2 separate regions of the Mus musculus genome follow, and region 2 is linked to region 1. The links are chromatin loops, found by intact Hi-C in ENCODE. Cell type or tissue: gastrocnemius. All regions are shown on one strand. Links, peaks and the distances in the headings refer to the core of each region. The heading gives the core; the rest is flanking DNA.

What was found. Peaks named below come from ENCODE experiments on the same cell type or tissue, not always from the same donor. Only the 100,000 strongest peaks of a DNase experiment are listed, where the experiment ranks them.
Region 2: a loop joins it to region 1, with 2.8 times the contacts of the local background. A loop is called at or near these places in 2 of 42 quality-filtered maps.

Annotation. Positions count from the first base shown.
Region 1 is chr9:68,716,774-68,733,159 of GRCm38, forward strand. All of the region lies in intron 1 of Rora (RAR-related orphan receptor alpha), which reads left to right. Among named protein-coding and RNA genes, the nearest start is that of 9530091C08Rik, 40 kb to the right of the region's middle. In gastrocnemius, for the core only: no CTCF peak of the experiment used is centred there; DNase peaks (open chromatin) are centred at 8,012 and 8,249; H3K27ac peaks cover 3,111 bases.
Region 2 is chr9:68,784,538-68,800,923 of GRCm38, forward strand. All of the region lies in intron 1 of Rora (RAR-related orphan receptor alpha), which reads left to right. Among named protein-coding and RNA genes, the nearest start is that of 9530091C08Rik, 27 kb to the left of the region's middle. In gastrocnemius, for the core only: no CTCF peak of the experiment used is centred there; a DNase peak (open chromatin) is centred at 7,647; H3K27ac peaks cover 635 bases.

The DNA.
Region 1 (16,386 bases), core at 4,717-12,716:
GGAGGAGAAGAAGGAGGAGGAGAAGAAGAACAACAACAAACAATAGCAAGACAAAGAAGATGAAAGAGAGAAAGAGTATGCAGCTTAGAATGGAGTGTGAGCAAGGAATTAGTTTGGAGATAAGTTGAAAGGAAGGAATGGTATGGATATATTCATATAAACAAGAAAAAGTTTTAAGAGTGGATAAATAAAATAAAGGTCCTGAGTCCCACCGACTGTGAAGCCCTAACTCAGTGGTGGTAGTGGAGGTGCTGTGTGGAAAAAATCTTCATAAATGTAGGAAGAAATTAAATGAAGAGTGTGTTTAAGATGTTGCTTTTTCAGCACAGGCTGCGGGAAGAAAACTCACTGACCCAAGCTTGATTGACCCTAGGTTGTGACGCGCTATCGCCACCTGGTGGTCACATGGCCAAATTGTAGGTCTAAACTTCAGATCCTAAGAGTTTAGGCAGAAAACTTCACCAGAGTCAAAAAATCCTAGTCAAGTTGTCTGCATCCCCTGAGAGTTTTAAAAGTCTATAAATATCTGCATAAGAACTGAATATTTCATATTTATCTGAATGTCTTAGTGATGTAGGCATTGCTGCTTTGAGGAACTCAAAATCATTCAAATATAGCAGATAGAAAAAAAAAATTATCTCCAGGAATACACAGATCTCTGAGTCCAGCTGGAAGTTGAGAAGACTCAACAGCTTTGAGCCTTGTAATGAAGGGATAAAAAGACTTTTTAAAAGCATCCCTGGCAGGTTGATGTCTAACAGACTTAACTGCTAAGAAGCAAGTGAGCAATGATTCTTCCAAAAGTTCTCTTTTCAGCTGATTCCGCAGCCTGACTCATTGGCGTTGCAAGGGCTGCTTCTGGAACAGAGCTGTGGCTGATCCTGTGACTTACTTTTGTCACTGTGTCCAATCGGACAGAATCAACAACTATGGCTTTTTTTTTTTTTTTTTTTTTTTTTTTTTTGTGGCTGTCTCTTGTAAATCCAGGAAGGGCTGACCTTAAGAGGAGAGGTGCACGCTGGCTTCAGAGCCATGTGTGCTGGTGAGGAGGCCCTGGGAACGAAGACAGACACATTCACACAGGCAGAACAACTGACATACACAGGAGTCTCGAGGTTAGACCCTTCCTCTGGCTTCACCTCTGAGCAGCTCTGTGACTTTGGGCATGGCGATCTCTCTGAGGTCATGCATTCCATTCCTGTACAGCTAGGTTTTAGATTTGTTCTCCTGTAACTATACCTTAGGGCCAAAAATCTGCACATGAGTGTAAGTGCGGGAGGAATCCAGACGTGTGTCAGAGTCCCTGGAGCTGGAGTTATAATCAGTGGTGAGCCATCCAACACTGGTGCTTGGAGCTGAACTAGGGTCTTCTGAAAGCACTTTTAGCCCATGAGCCATTTCTTCTGCCTCAGGGCATGCAGTTTTTTCTGGAAAGTACCAGGGATGCATAAAGTTGAGTTCTTATCTTCATTCCTCCTCTCCCTTCCTGGCATCCCCTTTTCTTCCTTTCCTTTCTCCTCTCTGCTCATCCTTGCCCCTGTCCCATCTCTCTCTGCCCATAATCTTGGTCTCTTCTTCAGCACTAGCACCAGCACCAGAAAGATAAACATAGTGAATTATCCTACTATTCCAAGGGACTTGCTGGTGCACATACATGTAATAGCTATTCAGTGGAAACTTCCATCTACCATGTCGAGAGCACTGTCGGGGAAGATTGTAGCCATTTGTCAGGGTTCCCAGAGGCCTCATAAGTAAACAGTTTTTCCAAAGAGCTCCCATTTTAAAAATAGGAAAAGCTTCTGACTTTGTTTGCTGTGTTTCTTCTCCCTGTACTGAGCATCCTCCCACTGGCCAGACTGCGCATTCTTACATCATTCCAGTCGGAGGCCTTCAAGGACTGAAGGCAGCTCAGTGTATAGAGAGAGTGGTTTCAGAGCACAGCCTCGGGCTGCGGGAAGGTTTTACTGCTTAGGTTCTGTAACCTTAGAGAAGTTACTTAATCTTTCTGGGATATATATATATATATATATACACACACACATATGTGTATATATATATATATATATACACACACATATATATATATATATTATCTGTGAGTTAATTAAAAAAACCTATAAACTACAGAGAATAATTGTGGGATTCAATGAGATCTCTTCAGATGCCTCATTAATCTTTATAACACATTAATGCAAATGTTACCTGTAACTTCAGTGTTGGTCCTGAACAGTGACAAAGAACGGGTTGCTTCCAGGTTTGACAGGATAATGCACCCTGACCTTCTGCTTGCTGAGATCTACTTCTCTCCATAGCCCTGTTTCCTTTCTGTTTAGAGAACCTCCAGGGTTCTCCAGGGTGGGGGGAGACTCCACATCTCTCACCTGTTTTGCCTATTAGAATTTGAATGGGTATTTATTTGAGGTAAAGTTTCAAACCACTCTCGTGGCATCAGTCTGCAGTAAAGGCCCAGGATGGAAGAAGGAGTTTAATAAAGGACCGGACTATATTAAAGCACAGCCGCTATAAAGCCATTGAAATACTCCTGAGACAGAGGGGAACCAAGGATTCACACAGCCACTTTTGAACCGTGAAGAAGATGGGACTGTCATTCTAGCAAGAAATCACCCCAACAGATGACAGTGAGAGCCGCATCCACAATCAGATTTCAATTGGTAGCATTTTCCTGGCTGAGAGTCGAGGAAGGCTGCCTTGTGCGGCTCAGTGCCTGGCATGGTACTGACACGGGAAGCTACTCCCTTGGCAGAAGCGGCAGGAAGGGGAGAGGAATAGGAACTATTATTCTGACAACGCATGAGTGTCACATTGCACATTGACAGCAGTTTATTTATTTATTTATTATTTATTTTTTGAGCTTGAGAAGAAGGAGTAGAGAGGACCCGGATTCTCAGAGGGTGTGGAGACATTTTGGGGTGTTGGGTAGGGGTGTTCAGTGTGGGATGACATAGGCAAGGTTCCACATCTGTCTTTACGAGGACCCTCTGCTCTTCATGGGCAGCCCAGTTTTCTTTGTTTGAGTTGACACATAATAGCAGTGGATGTTCTTGGGTGTTGTATTTTCCCGTGTGTGAGCAGTAAATAGCTAGGCTTGCTTTGGTGTTGATTGGCACGTGGGATTTGGGAAGAGGGGCTTCTTGGAAAGGGTTCTCTAGTTACTTAGCCCAGCTGTCAATTTCCATTCTATCTCCATATTGCTTCTAATTTTCTAAACATCATTCTTTATGCTTCTAGATTTCCTTAGCTTTTAATGGAGGGGCACTCTATTGCATCTACAGACCTACTACAGAAAGAATTGTTCCTCTAGCCTTTACTGATCTGGAATAAACAAGAACCATGACGTCTGAGTTGGAACAAGGAGGTGTAGCTCTCACTTCTCTGGAGGGGAAGGCTTGGTAGAGCCAATTCGTACAGACTCATGGGACTTACATAAGGACAATGGAAGCCTGTGGGGATTTAATAGCATTCTGCATGATAGCCTAGTTAGAACCCACTCCTCGCCTTTTCCCTGAGCAGGGCCTCCTTAAGTCAGGCATGCTCTTTAGTGTTGTGTAAATCTTGTCAAGACAGTGACAGCTGATTATTTAGGAAAACAGGAACTTGTCTTGCCCTTCAGTTCTGTGACCTCTCCACCCTCAACCTCCCAGTTGATCTGATGTGTAGCATGTTATCCCATCTGAGTGGTGCCCATATCCCATGATGCTGATCCCTAAGGGGTTGAGGATACAGGAAGAGAATGGATGTCAGTGGTGGCTCTGAAGGGCCTAGGAAACCTCATCATTGTGTCAGGGAAAGCAACAACTCACACATAGTTCAGATGGCTTTCTCCATATGTTTGTGATATGAGAAAGGTCATGGATCCTGCCCAGGCTGGCCTTTAGACCTCAGTGGATGAAATCTCCAATAGGAAAGTGTTCCAGCATTGACTGGGGGTCTTGTGCTGCCTCACCATTGATTGAGAACACTCACGGGTTAGTTTGAATCATAGCCCTAACGCCCCACTTTCCTGTTGCACTATCCTGGGCAAGTCATTGTATCTCAGCTGAACCTCAGTTTCTCCATAGGAGTCATGGAAATAAAATCCCCCCTGGGGAGAAAGAGATGACAGGTGAAATACCCCACGTGGCTCATGGGGTTAGCTGTGGTGGCCAATAAGATGCAGGATGCCTCTGAGATGAGACAGGGATATCAACTCTCCCTGATGAACTATGCAGGCAACCTTTGCCCCAGAGAAAACCAGCAGCCCTGATTCCCTGACCCAGCTATGCAGCTTCTATGTTCAATATCTGCACCTCTTCCACACACACCTGGCCCTCAATATCTAGCCTCTTCCCTTAGCATCCTTCCCCTACCCTCGAAAATAGAAAGTACACCTCTAGAATTATTTTGACTTGAAGATTAGAATCATGTCTGTGGGTGATTGGTTGGTACTCTTTCCTTGCCTCGCCTAACTTTATATATTCTAGAATCTTCTAAGGCCCTTAGATGGAGGGATTTCTGGCTTTTGATATGATGCATTGCCTCTGATTAGGCATAAGATTCTACATTTACCATGATACACAGGTCTAGATGTTATGAGCCCTGACCAATCAGTACCTACTAATATACTAACATTTCTGGCTTCTTTTACCCTTTTGATTTCTGCATCCATCGCCTCCCATGAGACATAGACATGTGCACACAAATAGATAGGCACATAAACTGATAGTTAAATGAAAATATCAGGTAGAATTTCAGTAGTGTCTGGGGCATGGATGGAATTTATTAGCAATGCTGGTTTCCACTGATACTTGCAGCCATGGACCCCGATTTATTTATTCACTGACTGATCATCCAATGTCCGTGGGGTTCCTGTGTGTGAAGAGTTCCTCTGCTGAGCATAGTGTGTGACACATAAAGGGGAAGACCTCTTCTGACCCTATTAAAGGAAGCATGTATCAATTCTGTCTTCTGCCAGATTCCCCAGTGACAGGGGCTGTATTTCAGGTTTTGTAAGTAGCAAGTAGCGGGCATTAAGAAGACCTGTTGCAAACATCCTAAGGGCTGTAGACAGGAGGCCTTGGAAAATGTCTGGAGCGGCCCCTTGAGGTGTTAGCTCTTTCATTACTTCATAACTAAACTCGAGACCATAAAACCTCAGGGCGCTCAGAATGTTTTGCCATGAAAGGAGGCGTCTGGTATAGAAAGCAGGATCTAGAATCCTATTAATTCCTAAACATTGTTAATTGAAGCATCAGGGCAGGGACGTGGAGAGATGGCCGTATGGTGGTTCGCTTACTATGCAAGCGTGAGAACCAGTCAGATCCTCATCACCCAGTTTGGTACCATGTCACCCAGATGTGGCAGTGTGTACCTGTGATCTCAGTGCTAGAGATGGGCAGATCCTTAGAATTCACTGAGCTGCCATTCTGGTCAATCGGTGAGTGCCAAGTTTAGTGAGAGACCAAGTCTCAGAAACTAAGGTGGAGAGTGGAGGGATGGATGGAAGGCCCTTGCTTAGGTCAGCTCTGTTCTCTTTGCCCCCCTCTGAATTCCCCATCTTTTCCTCCAAAGGCGTGTGCTCAGTCTCTCTCCTCAGCACCATGGGTATCATCACCACATCTCTGGGGTTCTGAGCAGTAGTAACAGGGCAAGCACCAGGGTCCCACCGTATTTTTGGCTGTGGCCCTTTAGCCACCGTCTTTCCAAACACTGCATCTAGAAAATGCTGCTTTCCAAGGGAGCTTTGCATTTTTTTTTTCAGAAATACTGAGAAAAGGGAATTTACTTATGGAATCTTAAAGTTCAATAATATGATTTTTACCTTGTGGAGCACAGTTCATCGTTAAAATGATGACAATGGGGAAAGCGTGGGATGGCACATGCACTTGTACCATTGTCAGTCGTCTTCTTTCTCATCTTACATCTAACACCTGATGCTGGACACTCGGCAAGCTAGAATCTATGAACAAGAAACAGCTTTGTCAGAGTGGGCCTCTACAGGCAGGCTTGCATAGCGTTTGAATTACTGTTTGTTGTTTGAGCTAACTTTTGACAGTTCTTGGGTTAGTAATATCTGTAGGTGACATAGTGGTTCGGTGGGATATTGATGGGCATACATATACATATACATATACAATCATTTATTCTTTCCAACAACCTTTTGATAGGAACATGAATTAGCATTACAATTTTATAGACATAGCAACCTTGGTTACATAGTTGGTGATTGGAGAAGGGACTAGTGTGAATCATCTTCACCTTAGAAGCTATTTAATTGCACTATATTTTTAAAATTGTATAGTAATTTGTGTGTGTGTGTGTGTGTGTGTGTGTTTGTGTGTGTGTGTGTGTGTGTGATGTGGCTGACTGTAGAGACCAGAGATTGATGTCAGCTCTTTTCTTCATCTTGTTACCCATCTTATTTTATAAGACAGTGTCCCTCACTAATTTGGCCAGGCTTGTTAGCCAGCAAGCCCCAGGGATGCTTCTGTCTTCATCTCCCCAGCACTGGATGTGTGACCCCACACTTAGGTTTTATGTGGGTGTTGGGGACTTGAACTTAGGTCTTCTTGCTTGCATGGCAAACATTTTACTAAGGCAGTCATTTCCCTAGCTCCTTTAATTGTGCCTTAGATCATTTAAGTGCCTCCATCTTCAGGTTCTTCCAAAATGGAAATTCTCAGTAGATTCACACATCCCTTATCAAAGAAGCACTTCTCAAACACAGTAGGAAACTAAACCTTATGAAGAGTAGCTGATCCCTCTGTATGGATGGCTGCCCAAGCTGGTGGCCCGTGCTCAGTATGTGCTTTGTTGTCTCTACAGTCAGTCACATCACACACACACACACAAACACACACACACACACACACACACAGGCACATTCAGATGCAGCAGTGTCCCAAGAACACACACCACTACCTCCATCGGGCACACAGCCTAGATGAACCAATGCGAGATAGGATGGTATTTTGGAACATGATGTGAAGTTTCCTGATTGGAAATGTTCTTGAACTAAAATATCTTTCGTGACAAGCTTTTTTGTGGTTATAAAAAAAGATCAGCATCTCTCAGGTTACCCGATCTGCTAATTACTTCGAATTCAGATCAGGTATTTGTGGGTGAAATTAGCATGCAATATCCACTGGCTTTTGACAAGGGGCCCTGATGGATTGGGAGACAGGATTGCTGTAAGTGATGAGGAGGAAAGGGAGAGGAGCATTTTCAGGGTGAGGTTTTTATCTTCCAGGTTAAATGGTAGCTTAATGGTTGATGATGTTAAGCCAGAGAGATGGATGAAGAGGGAAAGTGAGCTACCTTCTTAGGAAGCGTCTTGGGGGATGGGGTGGGCGTGGGTTTCATTCAAGGAGCTATGACGTGGGCTAAGTCATCTTTTCCTCTTGTGTGGGAGGATCTGTGAGAGCTGGTTATTTTCCAATTAACAAAGGGTAAGAGATGGTTCCTGAATCAGAGGCCCTGGTTTACCTATTTATAGGTATCGAGCTGTACTCAGCTGTGTCTCTTTGTCTATTTATACATGGTACTCTACACCTGCCGTTTGGTGAGGTCCTAAGATGACTCAGGTAGAATCTGAGGAAAGCTCTTCCTGTGGTGGGCCGTGTTCTTCCCATGGCAGCCTGTTGCAGCGGTCACTGTGAACGTGTGAGTATCGAGTGTCCTTTCCCGTTCCACCCACCTTACTCTATCCCTACCTCTGTCCCCAAATGCTAGAGAATAGAGTATATCCCTTTGTTCTCCAAAGTACACAGTCTTTGGTTGACTTGAAAGCCCTCCCACATGCTCTCTTTCTTGCCACATCAGCAAACTGGGGTCAGAGAGAAGATATTTGTGAAGACCTGGGAGAGGATTGGACGGTAGCAAGTTCACAAGAATTATTTACTCAATCAAAACAGACTACCACCCACAAAGTAGTGAGCTGCATGGCCATGTGGACATAAGGTAGGTTAAAAATAACACGTGCTGCTGCTGCTGGTAGCAGTAGGGCCTGGCAAGATGCCTTGGGAGGCATCAAGCCTGGTAATTGGATTCCTAGGACCCACAGGTGGAAAAAAGATAACTGACTCTTTCCACACTCACGTTGTGGCACATGTGGGTCTCTGTCTCAGCACCCCAAATAAACATCATATAAAAAGGACAGTAACATATCTTTGCCAAGATTAGTTACCTCAGAGGAGGACTACTGCAGATTGCCCAGCCTGCTTCCAAGTCTAGCGAGTGTGGGGCGGGGCTTGCAGACATACTCTGGCCGATCTCCAGCTGACAGGACAAATCAGGAAGGAAGACATGGCTTTGCCCTCCATCTGCAGTAATGGAAAACTCCAGGCTGTCACTCTGGGCACTCTGGGGATCACATCTGTGCAGCTGGAATTGCTCATCCCACACCCTGTGGCCAAAGCTTTGGTCTCTAAGCCTCATATGCGATCATCTCCAGTTGGGAGGCTGGTCATGGCAAACTCTTGAGAAAGGCAATTTGGTAAGTTCTTAACGAGCTGGGTTTCCTTGCTCTCTAGGCCTTGAGATTTGTCTCCGAATGGGAACACGTACCCACTTCAGTTCCCGATGAGCAGCTTTGAGGCTGCTCTACATTCAATGGCTTCTATTGATCTGGTGTAAGGAAGAGATGGCGTGTTGGTTCCCTGTCCATCCCTTCCACCATGCATACATTTATTCATCCATTGATTAGTGCTGGGTGGCAGTCACTAGCCAAGCTGGGGCCAGTTACTTTCCCTATCTCTGTGACAGCATACGTGGGAAAACCAACTTAAGTAAGGAGGGGTTCTATTTGGCTCACAGTCCTCCATGACTGGGGAGTCATGGCGGCAGAAGCACAAGACATCTGTTCTTCCAGACACAGAGAGTAGTGATGGCTGCTCCTCAATCCACTATCATTTGCATTCAGTCTAGAACCCCAGGCCAGGGGATGATGCCGTCTGCATTCAGGGTGAATCTTTCTACCCTGGTTAGTCCACAGGCACCCTCAGAAGTCTGTCTTCCAGGGCATCCTAAATCCTCTCAGGTTGACAATCAGTATTACCTGTCGCTGTAGATGAGAGGCAAAGATCATCAGGTGCCTTTAAAACATGTGCATAAGTGAAGAAGATGGTGAGGCACTGGGGTTCCTATTTGTCTCCCGCCTGTTCCCAGGGCCTGTTGATATCATGTGTGTCTTGCATCTTGCTTATTGAACAACAACAACAACAAACAGTGGCCTGTTACAGGCAGGAATGAGATGCCCTGAGAGTCAGGTACATTGTGCAGCACTTCCTGACAAACATTGTTTTTAGAAATGTTAATGCTGCCGTTTGATTGTAAGGTTACTATACCACTTCGTTTACACAAATAGACACTTAAAACAAAAAGACCTTTCCTTTATAGATAAGGCACAGAGGGGTTAACATACCTCCCCAGTGTCACACAGCTCCATGAGTGCCATGTTCTGCACACAGCTATCTTGGGGCTAACATCCCTGCATGTGTCATGACTTTGTCTATATTCATGCCAGATGGGGCTAATTTTATTGCCTCGTGTTTTTTATATTTCCTTCAATTTCCATTTGGCCAAAGTACTCAGATTTGGCCATTTATTTATGTCCACAAATATGTACTGAGTTCCACATGTCAGGTGCTAACTTAATTAATAATTCTGTTACTGTTCTCATGTAACAATGTGGGATATTTTTTTTTCTTTTGGTTTTCTGGAGCTTGGAAAAGGATAAATGGTGCTCTGCCTTGGAATGCATTGATCATGCGATAGTGAGGTTGATTTAGAGGGAGCTAGAGGCCCTGACAACACCGCCCAGGCTCCTCCGTATGAACTCCCTCAGCCCTCTCACTGTTCCCCATAGAAAATAAAGAACCTTAAGCCGAGTCTTCACTGTACTGTCTTACATGCTGGAACGTTCTTTTATAAAATCAAGTCTTTGGTGCTCCAGAGATGGTGCTACGTAGGGAAAATACTTACCACCGAAGCAGGAGAACATGGGTTCCATACCAGCCAGCACACCTGGAATCCCCACACCAGGAAGCAGAGGCAGAAGGATCCTTGGGCTCATTGGCCAGATACTAACCACGGCAGAATCAGTGAGCTCCAACTCACAGAGAAAACTTTCTCCAAACAATACGGTGGAGAAGTGATCGAAAGGTTACCAGGTACTGACCTCTGGCCTCACACACATACATGTACACACACGAACATGTACACATACACACACAAGCAAATCTTTGACATGGGCTAGTTCTAAGCCACAGGCACATTCTCTTGACAAAGAGATTCAACATTATCCGTAAAATGGGCTGTGTTGAAAAGAAGGCAGATCTAATGGGCCTTCAAGGCCCAAGCCTAGGCCCCCTAGGCCAAATGATGGATTTTAGAATACCACAGCTACACATTTTCCCCCTTCCCAGACTGCATTTACCTCCCAGGATCCTGGGCTTTCAGTTCACTTTTCACTCCCATAGACTCCTGCTGGGCCGTTCTCTGGCTCCATCTCTCTAGTCCCTGGGGGGAGATAATAGAGAGGAGCCATGAGCGTCCACCGAGCTGGCTCTTCCAGGACCTATTTCTGACTCATAGACTGTAGGGGGTGCTGGCCTTGGGGTGGGAGATGGAGGCTTCTTTTTGTTTCTGCCTTTCTGCTTAGAAGGAACCCCTTGGAGAACTCACTGTTCCAAGCAGCTGTCCCAGCGTTCGACCATTTGAAAAAGACAATAAAGCAAACAGACAGAATACTCTAGAATTATCCTCAGAGTGGCAAGAACAGACATCTAAACATCTTTAGTGCATCTCCTCTGCCTGCCCCACCTGCTCGTTTTCCCTTCTATACAACCCAGTGACGAGTAAGGACGGTCCTTTGGCTTTTGAGCATCTCATGGGAGTTTTGTGTTCTCTGGCACGAGTTTCTTCCAGAACAGTCAGGAAGGAGGAGTATGACCATTTGCAGCTGGATCCACATCTGGTGCATCGTTCTGAGAGGTCCACAGTATTATTTGTCCATCAGTTCTGTTTTCCAGGATGCAGAACTTGGGACGTATACATATGCATACCAGGTCCATTCATTCCTGCTCTGGCTTCGTCCAAAGGCCAGGGAGTTGCTTTACCAGGTTTCTGGAGAAGAGAAGGCAATGCAGTTGGGAGGTGACTGAATCCAGTCTCTGGGCCCAGTGACTCTCTGCAGCTGATGTCTCCAAACTCATCCTTCTCTTTGTCAAGTTGCTGCTGGTGATGGGTGAATTAATATTATTGAATCAAGTGGTGAATTTTTCCCCTTCAGAGCTAATGATGATGCTCTCAAGCATGACATGGGAGATTTTTCCCCAGGGGTTTCCATATGAGCTGTGTCTGCTATTCAATAGCCCCAGGATTCTTCCAAAGATCTTCTCCTGACCAGGGTCAGAGTTCCTCTCTTTTTCTCTCCTTTCCTCCTCCCCTGCTTTTTTTTTTTTTTCTTTTTTCTTTTTTTTTTTTTTTTTTTTTTTTTGCTTCCCAGTTTAGAAACTTTTCATGCCTTCTCTTGAGTTGGCTTTGTCTGGTGCTAAGCTTACGCCCAAGGAAGACATATTTCTTCTGACATTGAGAAGTGAGATCTCATGCATCACTAATATGCCCAAAGAAAGACCTCTTGTCCAGACTGATCTCCCTCCCACAGTGCCAGAGGCAGGACCATTATTATGTCCATATCTCAACATGTGTTTTATGTCAGAGCTGACATAGTCAAGGCCGTTCCTATCCAGGACAACAACACACCCCTCAGAGGCACAGATACAATGGATTCTCTGGTCCCAATACTACCTTATGGTTCGTTCTCTCTCTCTCTCTCTCTCTCTCTCTCTCTCTCTCTCTCTCTCTCCCTCCCCCCCTCCCTTCCACCTCGCTCCCTCCTTCTATCCTTCTCCCTCCTTTATTTCTCTTTCTACGACAGAGTCTCATGGAGCCTAGTAGGATCTCAAACTTCTGACCTTCCTGCTTCTGTCTTCTAAATCCTAAGGTTATAAGTCTTTGCCGCCATGCGATACACCATGTTTATGTAGGACTAGAAAGCAAACTCAAAGCTTCTGATGCTAGGCAGGCACTTACAGCTCCACCAGCATCATTCTTTTTCCATTTGAAGAAACACTTCAGAGTGTAGGGCCATGAGGGAGGCTTTATTTCATGGCTACCTTTAATTTATGAGGTAAGGTTTAGTTAATTGAGGCCCGTAGATTTTGTTCTATTCTTAGAAACAAACAGGGCTTGATACATCTGAAAATGGTGGGTCACCTATTATCACCCAGAAACATTGCTTTCTGCTGCAAAGACTCTCCCCAGCCTTCTTGTTCAAAATCTTGGTTGGTATTGGGTGCTACGGCTCATGGTGTCTTAACTATTGAGTTTCCACCAGGGAAACCTGGGTCCCAGAAAATGTATGGATCTGAGAGTCAGAGGAGCTGTCTTGAAGATGAGTAACTGATGGGCGGTCTTGAGCGGGCTTGGTTCATCAGTATTGAATCAGCTTACCTGGTGAGGTGCTGCTTGTGCCAGCCTTTCCCCCATCATCTCTCTTTACATAACATAAATAGAATGCATTAAAGGGAGAATTACCAAGGACTCTAGAATGGTGTCTTGTGGAAGAGCACTTTGGGATGAGCTGTGGATGTTTTGAAAGTTGAATTTGGCCAAGAGAAAGGTGGGGGCAAGTTAATTATACCATGGGAATAGGAGGTGAGGGTGTCTCTGAGGAATATGTAGCGCCTGGGTGACATAGAGATCCACCAGTCAACCAGACACACTTGCTTCATTCCACTGGGCCATATGAGCTCACTGCAGGCAAGAAGTCTAAGTGACTAAGAAGTGGGTTGCTCTTAGAAAATCTGTTTCCTGGGAACGGATCAGTAAGTGCCATTAAGCCCGAGTGATAATGGCTGTGCCCTGCTCTAGACTGGGTCTCTGTGTCACTAACTCCCTTTGCATAATACTGTGCTTATGAGGGTGCTTAAGAACTGCAGAGGGAGCCTGTGCATAGAACCCACAGTCCAGACTGCACAAGGATATACTCATACATGTCGCTATAGTGAAAGGCCATGGAGTTGACAAGCTGGAGGTAACTTCATAGAGTACAGTGCACCCATTCCCATGTGCAAACCAATGAATAAAAATTATGAAGCCAAACCTTTGAGCTGGTGCCCTGTCATTCCTCATTGGAGGTTGAGGTTCTCAGCAAGGCAATAAAGCCCATTATCAGCTGACAGACCCACTGATTCTCTTTGGCCCTGCTAGTGGGTGAGCAACTGCTCTGTGGATGAGAAGCCGGGAAGAAGAAACTGCTGTCTTTTTGGGTGTGTCAAGCTCCAGTCAGCCTGTGCCAGTTGCAACCATGTCTCCTTCCCTGTAATGATTATCAGTGTTCATCTTGCTCACCCGGAGGCTGGGGGAGATCAGAACACCGAAGGATGGGCTTGAGCTGCGGCTCTGAGGTAAAACATTAGCTTTGCAAGTACGAAGACCTGAGTCATATTCTTATAACATGGATAAAGCCATACATGGTAGTATGCATCCATGACCCTACCCCTGCGGCATGATGGGAAGCAGAGATGGGAAAATCCCATGGAGTTCATGAGCCAGATACCCTGACATACTCAGGGGCGAGCAATAGAAGTGCTGGTCCCCAAAATTAGGTGAGAAGTGAATGGATGCTTGAGATTGTCCCCTGACCTCTATAAAGAGACACTGCGGTGGGTGTTTGCTCGTGTTCACATACACAAACACCCATCATGTACACATAACAGATTTCTTAAAGAGATCACTGAAGGGTAAATCACAGTATAAACATATCTGAATAAGAAATGAGTTTCTTACCACATCGCCTGGGTGATGGGAAAGTCCTGGACATGGCTTCGAGACCCAGCTTCTGGAAGCACCTATCCACCCTTCTGGAATCCTCCATCAGGAGCCGCATCCTGAGATTCAGGCCTCCCTTTGAAAGGAGCGTTTTCGGTCTCTTGTGTCTCTTTCTCTGATGTCATCCTTTGTCAGGACATCTTCCTTCCCTCTGGCTGGCTGGCATATTCATGTATCTTCTTCTAGAACCAGAGGGAACCCTCTGCCTCATCTGTCATTATGCCACAGCATGCTTATGTCCCTATAAGTTCTTGGATCTTAAGTCAGTCTTCTAGCTGAACTTAGAACCTGGTATGAACCAATTCTTTAGTAAATACCTATGAGGTTGGTTGAATGGATGTGTAGATAGATGTGGATAAAGCTGTTTCCTTGGTTGGCGTTTCTGCATAAATGAACGGTCAATAAAAAAAAAAAAGGAGGCGGTTGTGTTTCTACTGAGCACCTCAGCGCCTAGAGTGTGCTGTTCAGAACACAAAGGAGGCTGAAAGGAATGCTTGTTGACTGACCGACTGACTGACTGATTGACTGACTGACTGATGCATGAATGAAGCATAATAGGACAATTGTTTTTGTTTTTCCCCCTTTGGGGCTGATTGCCACTGTCTCCTGGACACTTTCTGTCACTTGGAGCTGGCCAGTGATTCAGCACTTTCTCTGATGTAGTTGCTCGGGAGCTGTGAGAGAATGTGAGTTTTACATGTTAATTTCAGGAGGAAACAATAACAAACCTTGTCTTAAATATGAGTTTATAACATAATATTCTGTTATTTTTATTCCTCCTTTATCCTTCTCCTTCAGGGTATTTGGAAAGGGGTGGTGGGGGAGGAGGGTAGAATGCCTCAATTTATTCTCTTTTCATTTTTCATTAGAGAGGAGAGAGGCTGCTGAGCTGTGGTGAGTGAAATAGCTCCGGAGTTTTCACCAGTTCTGTTGATGGATGGCTCTGATGCTCAGATTGCCATGTGTTGGCAGTGAGCCAACCACTAGGGGGCAGAATCCAGAGCCCATGTTTTGTTCAATGTTTTGGTCTCTCATTAAGAGTACTCTGCATACAGTGGGTATTTAATAAATAACTGATGGATTTTAAATAAATGCCTGATACATTTCATCATGAAAGTGGATGTTAGACTCTGGATCTTTTGAAAGAGTATGAATGTATGTATGTATGTATGTATGTATATATTTATGTATGTATGTATGAGTTATGTGCATGCGTGTATCTTAGTGTGTGTATATGTGCACATGTGTGGGTTTATGCAGCTGTGCAAACATCATGAAAGACAGAAGAGGCCATCATGTACCAAGCATCACTCTTCACCTCACTATGGAAGCAGTCTCTCTGTCCCTAGTCACAGAGTTCATATCTCTGCTAAGCTGGAAGCCAAGAAGCCTCGGTAATATTGTCTCTCCCTCCCACTAGCAAGAGTTACCAAATGTAGGCATCCCTGGTTTGTTACATGGGTTCTGGGTCTGAGCTCTGGTCCTAGTGACTGGAGGATTACTACTTTTTAAGCACTGAGCTATCTCTCCAGCCCCATGACTTCACATCTCTGCAGATTCTTGTTCAGTGGGTGGATATGATGGTGTCCAGAAAAGGAAGAATGAAATTCAAAGTGTCACCAGTCACTGGCAAGTCTACTGTGATCCATTTCCAGCTTGGAATTTGGTAACATCACCCTATCAGAATTATATGACACCACAGAGTGCAAAAAGGGTCTGGCATGTGGTGTCCAAATCACATAAACTATCTTCACGTATTATAAAGAAATCATAGACCACAGCTGGGATTAAACTAAAAGGATGTGGGCTGGAGAGATGGCTCAGTGGTTAAGGCTCTTGCTGCTCTTGCAGAGGACCTAGGTTCAGTTCCCAGCACCTACATGGCATTTCACAACCATTTGTAACTCCAGTTCCAGGGGATCTGGTGCCCTCTTCTGGCCTCTGTGAGCACTGCACTCACATGGTGCACACACAGGTAAGAAGGCATGTGTGACCACACACATATTAAAAAGTTACAAATAGACACGAGGTATCTCCAGGTGATACCTGCTGGGAATGGCTAGAGAGTAGCAGCATTTACTCTACTTGATCACTGTCCTGACCTTGTATTCTATTGCTTAGGAACTCAAGTCTTTTCCTCTTCAAAAATTAAAATCTCCACCAATCAGCATACCTCCATTTACCTTAATACAATAAAAAAGGAGAGCAACAGAAGTTGGCCAGAGTGAAGGGATAATTATAGATGTCAACTTACAGGTAGAGAAATGACAGTTTTACTAAAAGCAATGTTTTGTCAGTCCACTGGCTTTACACAGATGTTCAAAGGGAGACATGGCTCTCTGGGTCATGTTAGTTTCCATAAGCAGCAGCGAAGAGGATTAAAAAGAACCCAAATGAGCCCAAATTCTGCCTGAGTTACTGTTTAGCCTAAATGGAAGTTTAGTCATCTCTGCCTCCTTTCAGTGAAAACCTTGAATCTTTAAATAAGTCACATGA
Region 2 (16,386 bases), core at 4,244-12,243, 67 kb after region 1:
GTTTTACATATATTTGATCAGCAGTGTTAGCCTTACCATGAACCTCTCTTTACATTCTCCCCATGCCTTTCCTGATTTGTTTAGGGAAGAAAATAAACATGGTGAATGAAAGAACTAAACAGTTCAAGAAAGCTGGTGTCCCCTTTAGTGTCTCACCAGGTTCTTCAGTGGGGAGCAAATATAGATTGCCCTATAGGTGAGAACTTGGAAGACATCTCCAGGGGCAACTACATCTATAGGTCGATGATACAAAAAATAACTCAAACCATACCCTGGGAAATTGTGAATAGGAACCACGTATGGAATCTATGTGGGTATGGTCTTGTCAACAGGAGACCTGTCATTCCAGGTTCATTTCCTTTTGTAGAGAGTTCAACAAATGTTTAACGAGTGCCTGTTATTTGATAGATGCCTTCCAGGTATCTGGGGACCCCAGTAAAGGCCACACCTGGGTAGAACTTTCAGTCTGGTTAATTACCACACTGCCAGCCTACTGCCTTGGGACTTGTTCCCTGTCAGAGTTGCCCAGTTGGGAATTAGCAGGCCTGGCTCCTATGTGGATAGTAAATCTGGTGCTCTTAGATGGCAAGTTCCTCAACAGCTGGAGGGCAGGATGGTGATTATTAATGATAAAATTAGAGTCAAGAGAGGCTCAGGATGCCTGGCCTGCAGCTGCTTGCTGTGTGGTGTGGTGATGCAGGGACCCAGGTCAGCAGTGAAGTGTCACTATCAGCGCTGCTTCTGCTATCCACCTTGTCATGTTCTCGAGCCACCTGATACAGAGGGAGCAGGGCCATCTCCCCAGCCTTCTCCTTGTCCTCACTGGCTTTGTCAACAAGTGTTTTGGAAGGGCCCTCATCCTTGCAGCTTGCTCAAGCCCTTCACAGCCAGGTGTCCTGCTGCTTTCAAAAAGGATGAGAACAACTTACCAGACAACTGTGGCCATGGCAAAGCAGCAGCGAGAAAGGAGCAGGCATCCATGGAGCAGAATCTCCACACTGCTGAGATCCGAGGTAAACCTGTGGTCTCTGCACGCTCCAGTGGGGTTGACTGTTTCTTGCAGACCAGGCCATGATGGTTTGGTTTACTACCATAAGGCCTCAGGAGCAACATCAGGGAAAATGTCACTCAGCTCCAGATGCACCTGTGCCCTTTGTCACACACTACAGGACAGGAGCTTAGGGATATCAGTCACCTCTTTGTGGCCCATGTCTTAGGGCAAGACATGTTTGTTTTGGAAACCAGGATGTGTGGCCGGAGCAGTGCTTGCTGACTGCCAGGGCTTGGGACCTTTCTCCTTCCAGCAGAAGAAACACCAGAGGAAACCCATCACAGTTATCCGGGCCTGATGGCTAGCAGCGAGGGCGCTTGCCTCTCTCTGGCCACACCCACGACACTATCTCTGCAGTGAGGAGTTCACCAGGATGCACTTGAATGGCTGTGTTCTTGTGTTTTTTCAGGGGGATTCTTTGATACTCTGTAATATTGACAATACACGAATGATAAAATCTCCCCACAGATAGTTCAGCTAATTGCTCCTTCTAGGTAAAGGATGGCCCCATTTCTGGGTCTGTCTGATCATGACTTTTCATTTTCTGCCATAAATGAACCTAATTTGCAAATGAAAAATTTCAGCGAAGCATCAGTTGCCTGCAAGGGAATTAAGGCTGGAACCTTTGGAAGGGCTCAGCCGAACACACAATCACATTTTAAACAAAAGACTTATGATCTTAATTCACGGTTAAAGTAACAATTGCTCTCAAATAGTACTTAGTATTTGAAAGGCTCAGGCAGTCCGATAATAGTGATCAAGAGCAGTTAAACTTGCTCCGAGCTAAGAAAAACAAAAACAAATAGTGTTTGTCAAAACATGCATAGTGTATCCCGTCTGTAGGGCAAAGTTTTGCTCAGATTACCCCCTCATGTTCCTGTTTAGTGTCAAGGGGGAAAAGCAATTCTTGCCTGGGTCCAGTCTGTGAGGCTGGGGAGCTGAGTTCTAGTCCTTGGCCCAGCTATTGAGCTGTTTAAGTCATATCAAAATGTAAAGGCTGTGTGTGTTTCGTTCAGGAACCTAAATCATTGAGGCGGGTAGTGAACCCGCTGCTAGGATTTATTAAATAAAAAATATTACAACAGAAAGTGTTGGACCAAAGAAGCCAATCTCAGAGCACAAGGGAAGTGTGTCTTGTGCATTCACAGAGTGCTTTCAGTGTTTGTCTTTGCTTTTCAGGGAACTGTCTGGGTCCACTATACATCACTGAGTTAGCTTGGCCAAGAATCCTAACTGGAGGTGGTTATGCAACCTGGCAATACTTAGGGTCACATTCCAGCAGAAGGGACCGCATATTAATCCATTCTGAATTTCAAAAACTTGAGCACTTCACAAAATGAATAAGAAAAAAAATCCTTGAAATGATAAATTATGTTTCCAGTGTTACCTTCTATTTAGAGATAATAGTTACCAGCGCCCCTCCCTTTGTTGTTTGTCGGGAATACTTCTGACCTGGTGACTCATTTGTCTGAAGCAAATCTTCATTTTACTCGTGAGTGAATAGTTGTCCCTGACATAAGCTTGGTAACTCCTCATTCCTCTACAGAGGGCGGCTGTGATCACTTCCAGCTTCTAGCTACTTGGCAAGTATAGGCTTGTCCTCTTTGCCTGATCACCTACCACTCTTCCCAATCCGCTTTCCAGGATCAAAATAATAGATCAGTCTCTCCTTTTAAACATGAGGTTTTGACCACAGCATGCCTGCATTTCACTTTCTTGGTGATCTGAAAATCAATTAGGTATCAGTCGCTGCCCAGGAGGGGAGGGCCTGGCTCGACACAAATAATGACCTGCACTGAGTGAGAGCTGGCCTAGAAGAACCTACAAAGCATCATGGCTTCCTAGCATACTGGGGAGAGCTCTGCCAAGGCAGGGCTAGGCTTTAAGTTTGAAGGGCCATCTAGAGACAGACATTCCGGGACAAAGAAAAGAATCATGTGTAGTGTGGCTTGGATATAGGATGTTGGTAGAAGGCAAGATCAAAGAAGCAACAGTTTAGCACCACGGGTCATGGAAGACAAGTCCCTGTACTGTTTGAGGTTGTGAGAAAGTGCTTCGTGTACTTCAGGAACTTCATATTCCACTGCATTTAGTGTGACTGTGGGAATCTGCTGCATATTCAAATCCAAGTCCTAATGAGCTGATTTAGAAAATAGCTCCCTGCTATTTCAAAGAGGTCTCGCTCATAGGCCAGTCTCATCAGGGAGTTGGCAAGGGCTTAGCACAGAGCCACAGTTCTAGGAACCAGGTACTCAGGCTAACCTTGTTCTTGCCGTCACCCAAGCCCTGCCCTGGGCCACCTCTACATGGCTGGCTATCTTTTGTGGACTCTGTACATAAACAGACAGGACTTTCCCCAAGGGTGTCTGCCTCACAGCTCAAACTCCATTCCAAAGGGAAAAGAAAATGAAGGAAAGGGGAAACAGGAAAAAATGGGGAAGACTGTTTAGATAGGGTAGATTTAAGTTTTATTCTTAAGTTTTATTTTGTGGAGAAGGCTTTGCAAGAACATGTGTTGGGTGAATTCTCCTGTAACATGCTTGTTCAATTACTATACACTTAGAGAGGAAACCACAGACCAAGAAGTAAGTTCTGGAAATTTAAGTCAGTCATGGATTAAGTTCCTCAGGTAAGCCTGTGTGTCATATGTCCCCAATGTACATTTATCCTACATTTATTCTACTGGGATGGGCCAAGACCTGACTATAATGACTGTGCATACTAGAGGCTGTGGTTTTTTTTTTTATGATTGTACAAGCTCTTTGGCTGAGTACAATGCAGATGGCCTTCCCTCTACCCAAGGTTGAGTTTCCCTATCTCTGGACTATGGGGGTCATAACCTTTCTCACAAGGACATTGTTGGGACAGAAAATTTAATCTATTTTGTAAAGAAAAAATAGATGCACAGTATTAAAATATGCAAGTCTAAAATAGCTGCCAGCACTGTTTGGCTCTCTTTGCCGAAATTTCACTATGCCTATAAGAAAGACTCAGCATTTTCTTGTGGACTGTGAGTTGTTGCCATCAAATGAGCTTGTCAGTCTCTGGTAAAGAACAAAATGTCCTTGGATTTACCCTGTGCCACATTGGCATGTATACTTATACTAAAGCACCCAATATGGAATATAACCAAGGGCAAGTTCTCCCAAGTGGGTATGAATCTCCATAAGGGACACTGGTATACATAGCCATTCCTCAGAGCCACAGAAAGCCTTCTGAGAGTCATCCCTTATTGCTCTGCTATAGCCTGTCCCATAGGAGAATGGGCCCTGGAAGGCTGCTGACCCCACAGGACCTCATTTGCCTGATGTGAGAAACCTCAGCTCAATCATTCCCAGGAAGAGCCAAGCTCTTACTGGTCTTCCTCCTCTGACTTCTGAACAAATGTGGACGTTTCCCCCTGTGGTCCTTAAGCTATCACCATCCGTCCTACATCTCTTGGTGGTTCTAATAGACACAACACCGGGAGGTTGCTTGGGAGATGACTCAAGCCAATAATGTGCTTGCTGCACAAGCATGGGGGCCTGAGTTGAGAATTCTCAGCTACTACAAAGAGCCTGTGCTGTGTCCTCTATCTCTGAATCCGACCCTGGGAATGCAGAGACAGGTAGGTCCCTGGAGATCACTGGCCAGTCAGTCCTGCTGATTATGAGGTTTAAATTCAGTGGGTGATTCAGGTTTAAAAATAGAGAACAATAGGGAAAAACACCATGCATCAAGCTCTAGACATATGCATACTCACACGTGCATGCACACACTTGCACACACACACAAGCTAGCACAAGCAATGATCCTAATCCTTCGGTATGTATTTTATGATTCTGAGGCCCAAGTATTCAATGGGAAGGATGGGCCAGACTGGTGGTTTTTCTGACTTTTGGAAACTAGTATGTATCCCAAGGCTCATGGGACCTTGTTGAGGACACCTGTGAGCTTCATTCAGAGGCGAGGGTGGGGGTGGGGCTCAGCCTTGCTTCTCTGATCTCAGACATGCATGTTTCTGTGTTAGCTGTTTTGCCTTTAGGATACCATACAAGATTTGCTTAAAGACAGGAATTTGCCATTTAAAAGAAAAGTGTTTAAAATCTAGGTGATGAGCTTTAAATTTTTGTATACTTGACTAGCATTTGTTCCATCTGTTTTATGCCCTTCTTTGTGAAATTGGGGCTTGAATTTGTCACCCAGCCAATCCTTCAATCTGGGTTGATGTTTACAAAGTATCTTTATATAGGTGGCCATTGGCCATATTTAATGTGATCTCTTTTACAATGCAGTCTTTGTATTGCTGTCTTATATACAGCTTCACTTAAAATAATTGGTACCGGGAGAGGATGGCTCAGTGCATAGGAGTCTTTGCTGCTCCTCCAGATAACCTGAGTTCAGTGACGAGAGCCTACCTTGTGTGGCTAACGATCCTTCATAAGTCCAACTCCAGGACATCTGACACCCTCTTTTGGACCCTGTGGGGACCCACATGCATGTGGCAAACATACACATGCATAAAAATAAGTCTTTAAAATTATTAGGGTATGTTACTGAAGGCTCTTCCATTCTATGATATGAGGCTTTAAAAAAGGTGTTCAAATTGTCTTAATAAATTGCTTGTCAAGCTTGCTTTTGGTAAACACATTGCTATCACAATTACTAAATTGCTTCAGCATCTACCTGCTATGCCTGGCAACCTCTCAAGATAGTAACCAGCTCCCAGCGGCTCAGTTACCTGCTTCTTTAGGCCTAGGAGATGACATTCTGGGGCCTTGACCTGGCTATTTATCACTTTTCTGGCTGGTTCCCTTGAGAAGTGCTGGTGCTCTGAATCCAAGATGGTGTCTGTGGCCCCTGACCCATCATGTGGAAGGGAACACAGTCACAGGAAAGGTATTGTGTCTCCTTGAGTTTTAAGAAAAACCCCAAAGACGGAAGAGAGTGCTGTTTTTCTGTGTTTGCTCTCTTCACCCTTTGGGGGAAACTGAGTATTGTGACCTTAGTCACGTGAAATACGAGGGGTCAGCCAGTCCGACTAGAGTAACTCAGGAGCATAGGAGAATGCCAGGATCATGATGCGGATTGCTGAGGGCAGACACAGGCAGGGACAGGAAAGTGTGTCAGAGGTCAGGGTGTGAATAAGAAGTCTGGGAGAGAGAATGTTGTGTGATTTACCCATGCACTACCCTGGACTCCTCAGGGTTCATTTAAAGAGGGGAGCCCATAAGAGCTGCCATTCTCCTCACCGATTCTCTTGGCACCCTGCTTCTAAGCGTCAGATGGAATCTGTTGACTGAAGAGGAATGAGGTTTTGATTGTGGTTAGTCCTCAACATTTTTTTTTTTTTTAGCAGTGCCAACAACACCCAGGGCAGTTTATAACATTTTAATTTCCTCACAAGTGATCCTCATTTCAATTTGCAACATGTAAGCCTATCCGATGGTAGAGAGTCAGATAATAGGGGAGGTTGTTTACATGAAATCTCATAGAAGACACGCCCAGCAATCGTTTTCATTCATAGTTTCTCTATTGCTTTTGGCAGCAATAATGTAGTGTTTCTGTGTTTCATTTTTATGGAGTGTTATGGGACATAGTCTTTGTAGGTTTAGATTTCAGAGGAGCGTATCTGATTTATACTTGATCAAGCAGTGTTTGCCAAGTAATCTTTGCTGAAAGACAGCTGCTTAGGCTGAAAGGAGGAACCTTCTATAAAAAGTATAAGAACATGCTCTAGGGTTGCATGGGAATTCATGGGGTCTCAGAAATGCAGGGCACAGAGAATTCCACACTCTGAACATTTTCTGGGTTTGACATAAGTTCCTTTTTTTTTTCATATTTGACAATGTCCTAAGCCTCATAAGCGAGTCTTATATTTGCTAATGACCATGATTCTTATAATTAGCTTTTTTTCTATAGGGGATGGTCACATAAAGGTAAACAATATGGTGACTATATCTTTGTTGTATCCATGGAAATCATCATTGATGATTTATTAAGAATCCTTTCTCCTGATCTCCAAACAGTACATTGTGCTGGCCCATGTTCCTTGAAGAATATATATGCTTTTCTTATCAGATAAATCAGCTTTAGTTTTGTTTATATTTTGGTTTCTTCAACTGTTTTGACAGTGGCATTGGCCTCTTAAGACATTAAAGTTAGAGTTATTTTCAAAACTAGTGTTCAGGGGTCAAAGAGACAAGTCAGTGGTTAAAAGTGGGGCTCCTCCAGCACCCAAGTTGGGGTGCCTCACAACCACCTGAACTCCAGGAGACCTAATGCCCTCTTCTGACCTTCATAGGCATCCGAACTCACATGGTCACACCTACACATAAACAAAAATAAATCTTAAAAAGTAGTTTTTGAGAGGGTTTCAGACATAGTTCTGTGGCTCTGCAGAACTAGGTAATCTGTTAAAGTAGTCAGACTGAAGACACCCCAGGTGGGATAAGATATCCCGCTGTCATAATGCCCTTATCACTGAGGACCCTCGAGTCTGTTGGTAGAGCCATACAGTGGAGGAGTGCTTCTGGGAAGTGGAGTCTTTGTGCACCTGGCCCCAGAATGCACCGGGCTTCTTTCATTAGTCCGGCTCCCGCAGTTGCGGTGCAGCAGTGACTGCTGGCCGCCCGTTTTTGATGGCAATTTGGCAGAGAGTCAAACTTTGGCCCCGAAGCAGAGGTGGCACAATTAGGCAGCTGAGAAGCATTCTCTCAACACACACTTTTAATTGATTTCAGCTTGTTTCAGTTTGCAAAGACAGAGCTGTTACACGCAGCGCAGCGGCCTTCTTTCGAGGGGCTTATTTTTACTTTCCCTTTATTCAGCAGCGCTAATTCAACAGCACCAGAAGCGACAATAATGGCAGAGCGCTGAAGAGAGCATCTTTGGCATGGCTTGGATGCAAAAAGTATTATTAAGAACTAATGAGTAGGATAGTTAGATGTTAACCAGAAAAGCATCAATGAGCAGAAGAGCGAACGAGCGATCGAGCGAACATTCTGGGGCAAACATCTGCCTCTGAAGCAGATGTTACCTTGTAAGTTTACAGAAGGAAAGGCAGCGTAAGTGTAAGCTGGTGGTTTTAGGTATGGCAGGGACAGGGAGATAATCACGGGGCCTTCTTGTTCTTCTTGAACTCACAGATGACTGTGGATAGAGGTATGGGCTTTAAATAGGAAAGGTATCAAGCAAGGATGAGGTGACATCAGTGGCAGCTGTGGTGGATTGTGACCTGAGACTGTCAGCAACTAACTGTGTTCTCCCCTGCTTTATCTAGAGCCCAGACATCTCTTCAGCACACAAGGTTACAGCTGCTATAACCTTGTCCAATGAGAGGTTAAGACCTGTGACCCGTTCAGCCCCAGCCCAAAATTACCTAACCTACTGCTGACTTGTAGAACAGCTTGGTTTATGCAGATGATAATGAGCCAGTGGCCACACATTTTCTCGTTACACAGTAAGTCAATTGTTTTGTTTTGTTTGTTTGTTTTCCAGCTTTCAGTCCTTGATCCAAAAATCACCAACTAGTAGGATTTTTCAAGACTACCTTGCAATCTGGGATGTATTTTAAGATTCCTCAAAGGACACCAGATTAGCAACTGTGTTACTTTTGTTTAGTTCTACTGAACAAACCTGAAGAGAAAAGGAAGCCCTGGGACCCTTTAGTCTGTCCCAATGCCTTCAAGAAGAAGTTGGAAAATATGAGGGCCCAGGGATGGAGAGATGACTCAGGCAATAAAGTACTGGCCATGCAAGTGTGAGCACACACATCAATAAGATGGGCGAGCCACTTGTAAGCCCAGCACTGGGGAGGCAGAAACAGGGGCATCCCTGGGGCTCAATGGCCGGGCAGTCTTGCCTAATCTGTGAGTTCCAGGTTCAGTGAAAGACTGTTTTAAAGGTAGCTAGTGGATAGTGACTGAGAAAGACAAGCAAGCTGACCTCTGGCCTCTGCACACATACAAGCACCTATGTATGTGTATGTGCGTGTGCATGTATATGTGTACCTACATGCACACATGCACCTGCTTACCTGTTCCCCCAAAGAAAAATATAAAGTTCTTTGTTTGGCGTACTTCATCAAGATGAAGGAGTGAGCCACTAACCAAGGTAGACTTCCTAGTTAAGCTCTCTCCCTCTTCCCTCATTTCAGAGCAAAACCCTCAATAGCCTTCTGTTTCCTCCTGAAGGTCAAGGAGGCGTCAGCCTTTCAATGGAAAGAAGTCCAGTGGAGAAGAGGATGGGGCCAGCCTCCCTGATGCTCTGATACTTAGACATGGGGCTTTGGAGTGGAGTAAATTCCAGCCACCAAGCCATGTGACTAAAGTTTGCCATTGCATGGCACATGTATTTGTACCCGAATGATCATTGGTATGGTGACAGGGAACCTTTTGCCACTCTCCTTTGGAAAGCTATGTTCTCCATCAACATGTAACCGAGATTCCCCAGCACCCTGCCTATCTTTGGAGGATGGACTGCAGAGATAAGCTAGCCATGCAATCCATAATCTCGAGCTTGCAGTTATGTGTTTGGCTCTCGATGGATCTGCCCTCTACCACAAAGAAAGGTCTTTGAAACATTTCAGGGAGAATCTCTTGGCCAATGACAACCTTTCATTGAGATTTTTCATTACATATTTTGGGGGCTCCATAGGCTATTGTATGGAAACATTTCAGCAGAGGACCCCAAGGATGACCTGTGAATACATGCCGCAGAGAGACGACTTTAACTTTGTGTCAGATTGTCCACTTGTAGATGTGAAGTTTCCCTTTCCTCTGTGTGTATGTGTGTTTACATACACACACGGATATGCATGCAAGTGTGCATTGTGTGTGTGTGTGTGTGTGTGTGTGTGTGTGATTTTCTCTCATCTGGAAAGAGGGCAGATCTGGAGATCATTTCGCAGACTCGGGGGTCAGTTTATGCATAGTCCATAGTCCTTAGGAGCATTCATTCCATCCTAGAGAAAGCAGGGGCGCCTCCAAGAGCAAAACATTCTCGGCGTCTTCCTTCTGCTGTTTGCAACACTGACTCACATTTCTTGAAGGAGGTTCGGCATCTGCTGTGTGGTTCTCAGTGTGACACAAGTGGGCTTCGCTTCCCTCCCAGGGAAAGTGTGCCCCTGCCTCACCTGTTGAGGGCAGGTGAGGTGAACAGAGCTTGTGTGTGTTGAGGAGCCTGGGGAGGAACCATCCTGGTGGCTCTCTCAGTGGAGCAGAGTCAGCTGTGCTTGTCCCCGCTTCACCTGCCTGATGGTGACACAGAAGTGAGGTTGGAAAGGTTGTGCTGTGCCTTGAAATCTCATAATGACATAAATGAGCCATTCAGTGCCCGTGGAAGGAGCTATAGAGAGAATTCTCAAATAACAACAACAGCAACAACAAGCCACTTTTCTCTAGTACGGACTTTACCAGTGTTGTTGCTGGTTCCCACCCCTGTCATGCCCCGACTCTGTCATCATGTTGACCCTCCAAGGCACACTTTACTAATGGGGACCAGAACTTTGTGGGGACTTGGCAGATTTCTAAAGTCCCACTTCTGGTAGATGATAGAACCAGACTTTAACCAAGATCTGCCTTTCTCCCAAGCCTGTGTTCTTTCCATACTGCACAGTCTGCTCCCCTGGCCCTGCCACTTTGTGCTTCCCCAACACGAAACTTCAGGCACCTTCTGGAACAAGCTGTTTGGTTTCTCGCTCATGTGGCTTTCTTCTTTCTTGCATAACCAACTCGCATGATCAGCACATGTACACACAGAGAGATAAACATAGTTAGGAGTGCTGTAAGGAAGTCAACGGTGGGACTGTAGACCAGAGTGGCATTGATGGGATGGATAACCGGTGCTTCAGAAGCCGGTACGGTCTGGAACCCCCGAGCTGGCCTAGAAACGGCTTGCTAACAGAAGACATCTGCGCCTCTCTACTTTACAAGCACCGTGACAATCTCCACAAGCCACAAGGTCTGAGGAACTGTAACATTTATGGCTCCCTGGCCATAAATTCATGCGGAGCCCATGAAAATGCGGCCCCATGGGGTTATGGCAGAGATGCAGAACTGCAAACATCTGCACATGGGCAGTAAAGCTAACCTCTGGTGCGCGGCCCTCCACTGTTGCCGACATATATTAACATTAGTGACAATTGAATGTGATTATCTGGGATGCCATTTTATCTGCCAGCTGCAGACTTATGGCTCCTAAAGATCCCATTCCTCCCTTTCCTCATATGTTGTTTTTATGTGACTCAAATTGTATGCAGGAATTCATGATTACTGGGGGCTTCCCTCTTACTTCTTAGTGGATGCAGGCTATGTATAAATTTCCAGTACTTAAATTGATTGTAGCTTTTAGATGAAATAGGCCCCTCAAAAGTCTGTGAAGCAGCTGCGCAAATGGCAAAGCATTCATTGTTTTATGTCTGAAGACCCCACCAAGAGCCTGGGGGAAAAGAATGTATTTTGACACTGGTGGGCAGGGCTTGGGGCCAGCAAGTTTGTGAATTCATTTTTATGTTAGTTGTTTGGAGTTTGTGATTAATATGTCACATTGTCAAGGTTTAAATCTCTGATATTTCTTTTCGATTATTCAAGTTGGTTTTATGAAGTTTTTCTGGGCTGGAGAGTCAATTCTTTAGGCTTTGCGACTTATGTAATTTCCATAGCAATTACTGACTACCATCATTGTAGAGAGAAAACAGTGTAGGCAATCTATAAGCAAATGAAGCAAATTTCATGGCTTCATTGAAATAAAATTTTATTTATAAAAATAGGCAGCATGATATTATTTGTTGAACCTTGCCTCAAACACATGCAGATATGTCCAGTTATTGGGAAATTTAGGAAGACTTTAGAACTTTTAGGAATGAACCCGCATCTCATTCCAGTTGACAATATCCAAAGTTGCAAAACACCAATTTTAAGTTAATATAAATTGTAGTCTTTAGTCTAGCATAAGCCTGCTTAACGTTTGCTTGCTTTTAGTTCGTCCAATGCATAGAGCGCTCCAGTCATAGGGATTTGACAGAGTGTAAGTGTTCAGAGGGAATGGGGCTGAGAGACATCAGTCTTGTAGTGTGTTTCATTGAGTTCCTTTCATACAGCTTGTGTGTGGTGTTTGCGCATGCTTGTATGGGAGTGTGCACATGTGCTTGTGGGTTTGCGTGTATGTGTGCCTGTGCGTGTGGACGCCAAAGATCAACGTTGGTTTTCACATTATTTTTTAAAAGAGTTATTACTATTGCTATTGGTATTGTTTTAAGTTTGATGATTTTCACTGTGTATGTTTGCATGAGTGCAATGTCTGTGGATACCAGAAGAGATCAGAAGGCATTGGGATCCCTGGACCTGGAGTGGGTTCAGGCCCTTTGGAAGATCAGCAAGTGCCCTTAACCACTGCGCTGTCTCTCCACCTGGCACTGCTTGTGTGGCAGGAATGTCCTCCACTGAGCCTTTCCCCTGCCTTTATGAAGTCTTGCTTAAGACTGTGGGTTGGCATGAGCTTTTGCTCTCAGATAAGTAGAATTTCAGACTGGGTTGAACTCCTCAGGCGTCTGAGAGCAAACGTTTAGACTCACAGGTCCTCTTGAGACATCGTCCTGCATCCTCAGGCTGATGTTTTGCTTGACTCTGAGAGTGTGCCGAGGTCGGATTTTGCAAATATTTGCTGGATGATAGCTTCCAAATGGCAAAAAGGTTTCTAGTGTTGCAGTTTGAAAAAAGATTACAGAGATCTGTGAGCAAAGTAACTATTACAGTGCTGGGGCTGCTTTTCGACTGTTGTGGAGCAATATTTTATGGTCCTTCATCAGTCTGAGAGACTACCAAATCCATATTGCACTAGAGCCAGGGACTGACACCAACCCAGACCTGGGCTAGCAGCCTGGGCACACGACACCTAGAGAATTTCTTCTGATCCCTACTTGGCCACACGGAGATGATCCCATCTTGTAATTTCAAGTGCACTTCTATGGGTAGCAACTACTGACAACTGTAAGTTAAGCCAAGCAAACTCTTCTCTTCTATGCCTTCATCTTAGCAGATAAGTGACTCAGAAGACGAGATAAGAGAAAATCTGGGAGGGAAGAGCAAAGCTCCACCACCCTTGTAGCTCTTTGTGGGACTTTTTCCTATGGTCAGAATCAAATGGTTTGGATGGCTCATTGCCTCATTAGAGCAGAGCAGAGGGCAAATGGGGTGATAGCTTCCTTGGGTCAGTTGTTCTTGGTGTGGTACTCAACATTGCAGCATGAGCATCACCACAAAGCGTCTCAGAAATGGGGATGTTGTGGCTGGAGGAGGGCTCAGAGCACCACCTGATCTTCCTGAGAACTCATGCTTGATTCCCAGCATTCCTGTTAGCTCACAACTGCCTGCAACTCCAGGTCCAGGGATCTGATGCCTTCTTCTAGCCTGTGTACACATTATATACACATGGTGTACAAACATGCATGGAAGCAAAATACTAATAAAACAAAATAAAAGTGGATAAATCTCTTTAAAATGTTAAAAGAAATAAATGGGAACTTCCAGGAGCTGAAGTCAAACTGCAGACTGAGGGTCCAGAATCCCCATTTGAGCTAGGGATCTGTCCTAACCAGACCTGCACTTCATTGTACATAACCAGTTTGAGTCCACCACCACCACCACCACCCAACCAGATCTCTTTTCCAGGGGTGAGGCCCATTCCCGCCATCCTTGGAGCCTGGAACCAGCAGCAGGTGAGGCCGGGCAGGATAGGGTGTAGTCTCCAGAATAGTTCTGTGGCCTCTCCCAGCAGGGAGCAGTATCTTGAAGGATAACAGTGGCAGTGGCTGAACAATAGAGTGATCTAGAGAGGAAGGCTCCACCCTAGGTAATCTCCTTAGTGGCAGCAAGGTCAAGGTCTGGCTTAGCCTGCTTCAGGCTAGGGGATGTTACAAATATTCCATGCAGATGACACCATTATGTCTTGATGTAAAAAGGTTAGACACACCCGAACCATTATTTTCTTTAAATGATGATGGATATTGAGGACGAATTAGAATGGAAGGTGTGCCCACCATCAGACTGCTGGCTAGAGGGTAGGGATTAGCTCTTTGATTAGCAGGCCAGCTCTCTACTAGCCACAGTACCCCCTGAGCACTTGGTAAGAAGGTAGAGTGTGGACCAAGTTTTGTAGGCTGTAGTCTGATGAGTCATAGAAAGGCTTGTGATGGTGGTCTTTCCTCTTTCCCTGAACAGCCTTTCCAGGGGTCCCAACAACTTCCCAAGGAACTTCTTTTAAATGAAAGGCTCCTCTGCAAATGCCTAAGAGCTCATTAGTAAGAGAGGAGAGGGAGGAGGAGGGGAAGGAGAGGGAGGAGGAAGGAGAGGGGGATGGGGGGGGGAGAGTGGACCTCTTATCACGTGGTCATGGGAATTAAAGGTTAATATTTTGGGTCACTTGGGGATGATGCAGCTAAGTCTGGAGAGGGAAACATACACACATACATGCACACATGCACAGGCACGTGCATACACAGCATAAACAGATTGTGAAGACTCGTGGCAGAAAACAAACAACACGGAGAAAATCAAAGAAGATGGGTGGAACAGAAAGGGCCTGCATTTTGAATAGGTGGTATGGATTCCAGAATGATCTGTTTCCTAAACACTTTTGGTAAAGTGGTGTACACAGTGACAGAGCCGAACAGCTGCCTCGCTGACTTGGTGAATTGCTCTGTTTCAGAACTCATAGCTCCCTCTCCTCCAGGCATCTGTTACTGAGAACACTCGAAGGTTCTGCCAAGAGATCTCAAACTGGCAATGGGAGGCTTGGAATTTAGAAAATTGGGGGAGGCGCATGTGCATGCACATCCCCACACACATAGATGCTCCTTACCTCCTGAGAAGACTGAGGGCATCCTGGGGAGAGAGGCGGAGATTTCCCCTTGTTTATATACCTCTCATAAAGGTCACATAACTCAGCACTATCCCTTTAATTTTTATTTTATTTATATGTATGCAAGTGTATCTGTGTATGTGTGTACACATATGTATATGTTTAGATGTGCATGGAGCCTGTAAGAAGGTATTGGGTCCCCTGCATCTGGAGTTACAAGTCACACAAGTGGAGTCATCAGTTGCAAGCCACTGGATGTGTTGGGAACTGGACACCAGTCCTCTGTAAGAGTACTCTTAACCACTGAGCTATCCCTCCAACTTATATTTTGTTTTTAATCATTAATTTATTTCCTGTGTGTGGTGGGTGCTCTTGGCAATCATGTGGCAGAGGACCGCTTGCTGTAGACATTTCTCTCCTTCCACCTTGTGGCTCCCAAGGATCCAAGTCAGGCCATCAGTTTGGCAGCAAAGTACCTTTACCCACTGAACCATCTTGCAAGTCCAACTCCAGCTCTTTTGATTATTCTCAGGTTCCAGAGAAACTTCAGCAAGACAGTAGCTTGCTTTTCCCAGAGACACAATGAAATTGTATCTGGATTGTGTGCGGTCTACACTTAGGTTCTTCCATGATGTGACTGAGTGACTGTCCAAGTATGGTTAGTGGAGTCCACAGGAGGCTTGTGCTATTCCAAAGGACCAAGCAAAGGCTAAATAGACCAGAACACTCTAGAATCGAGAGAGGAAATGATGTTGGCCTTCACTGTGAGGCTTGGCAGAGATCCCAAGTGAGGAGAATGGCTTATGTGGCCAGTGTGGCATAACGATGCCTTGCCTTTGCCTCTTGCTTGCTCTCTCCATCCTCTTGGCTGTGAGGGAATGGCTCCTGTAGGAGGAAGCTGCCTCTTACTCTCATCCTAAATGATACCTGGCCTTACTCCTTATTAGTGAAAGAAAGGAGAAAACAAAGCAAGGCTCCCCAAAGGTCTGTGCCTGAAATGGCTCGCTTTAGACTTCTAGTGCCTTCCATTTTCCCTTATATGGTTGTACACGATCAACCAGAGAGGCCTCTGTTTTCTCCTGTGTGTGTGGTGGGGGTGGGGTGGGGCGGGGATAGTAATTTTCATCTTCCCCGTGGCTAAGTGTAGGAAGAATCATTTATTTGTGGGCATGCCTTCAGGGGTGTAGCTCACATTCACTTAGCCCTTGCAGCTTGGGCAGAACATCATGGAGGGGGGCATGTGTTGAAACACTACTTACCTCATGGTTCCATGACCAGGGGATGAGGTACAGAAAGCAAGACAGAAAATAGTCAGGGATAATACACACACCTAGGGTTTAACCCCCTTTGGGACTTAATTCCCTAGGTAGATTACATTTCCCAACATAGAACCACTGTTTGGGGACTAAGTATTCAAAACCTGAACCAGTGATGGGGAATCATACACAGTCACAGCACTGGCTTCTGCTTGTCTCACACGAAGGGACTTTGTTTTC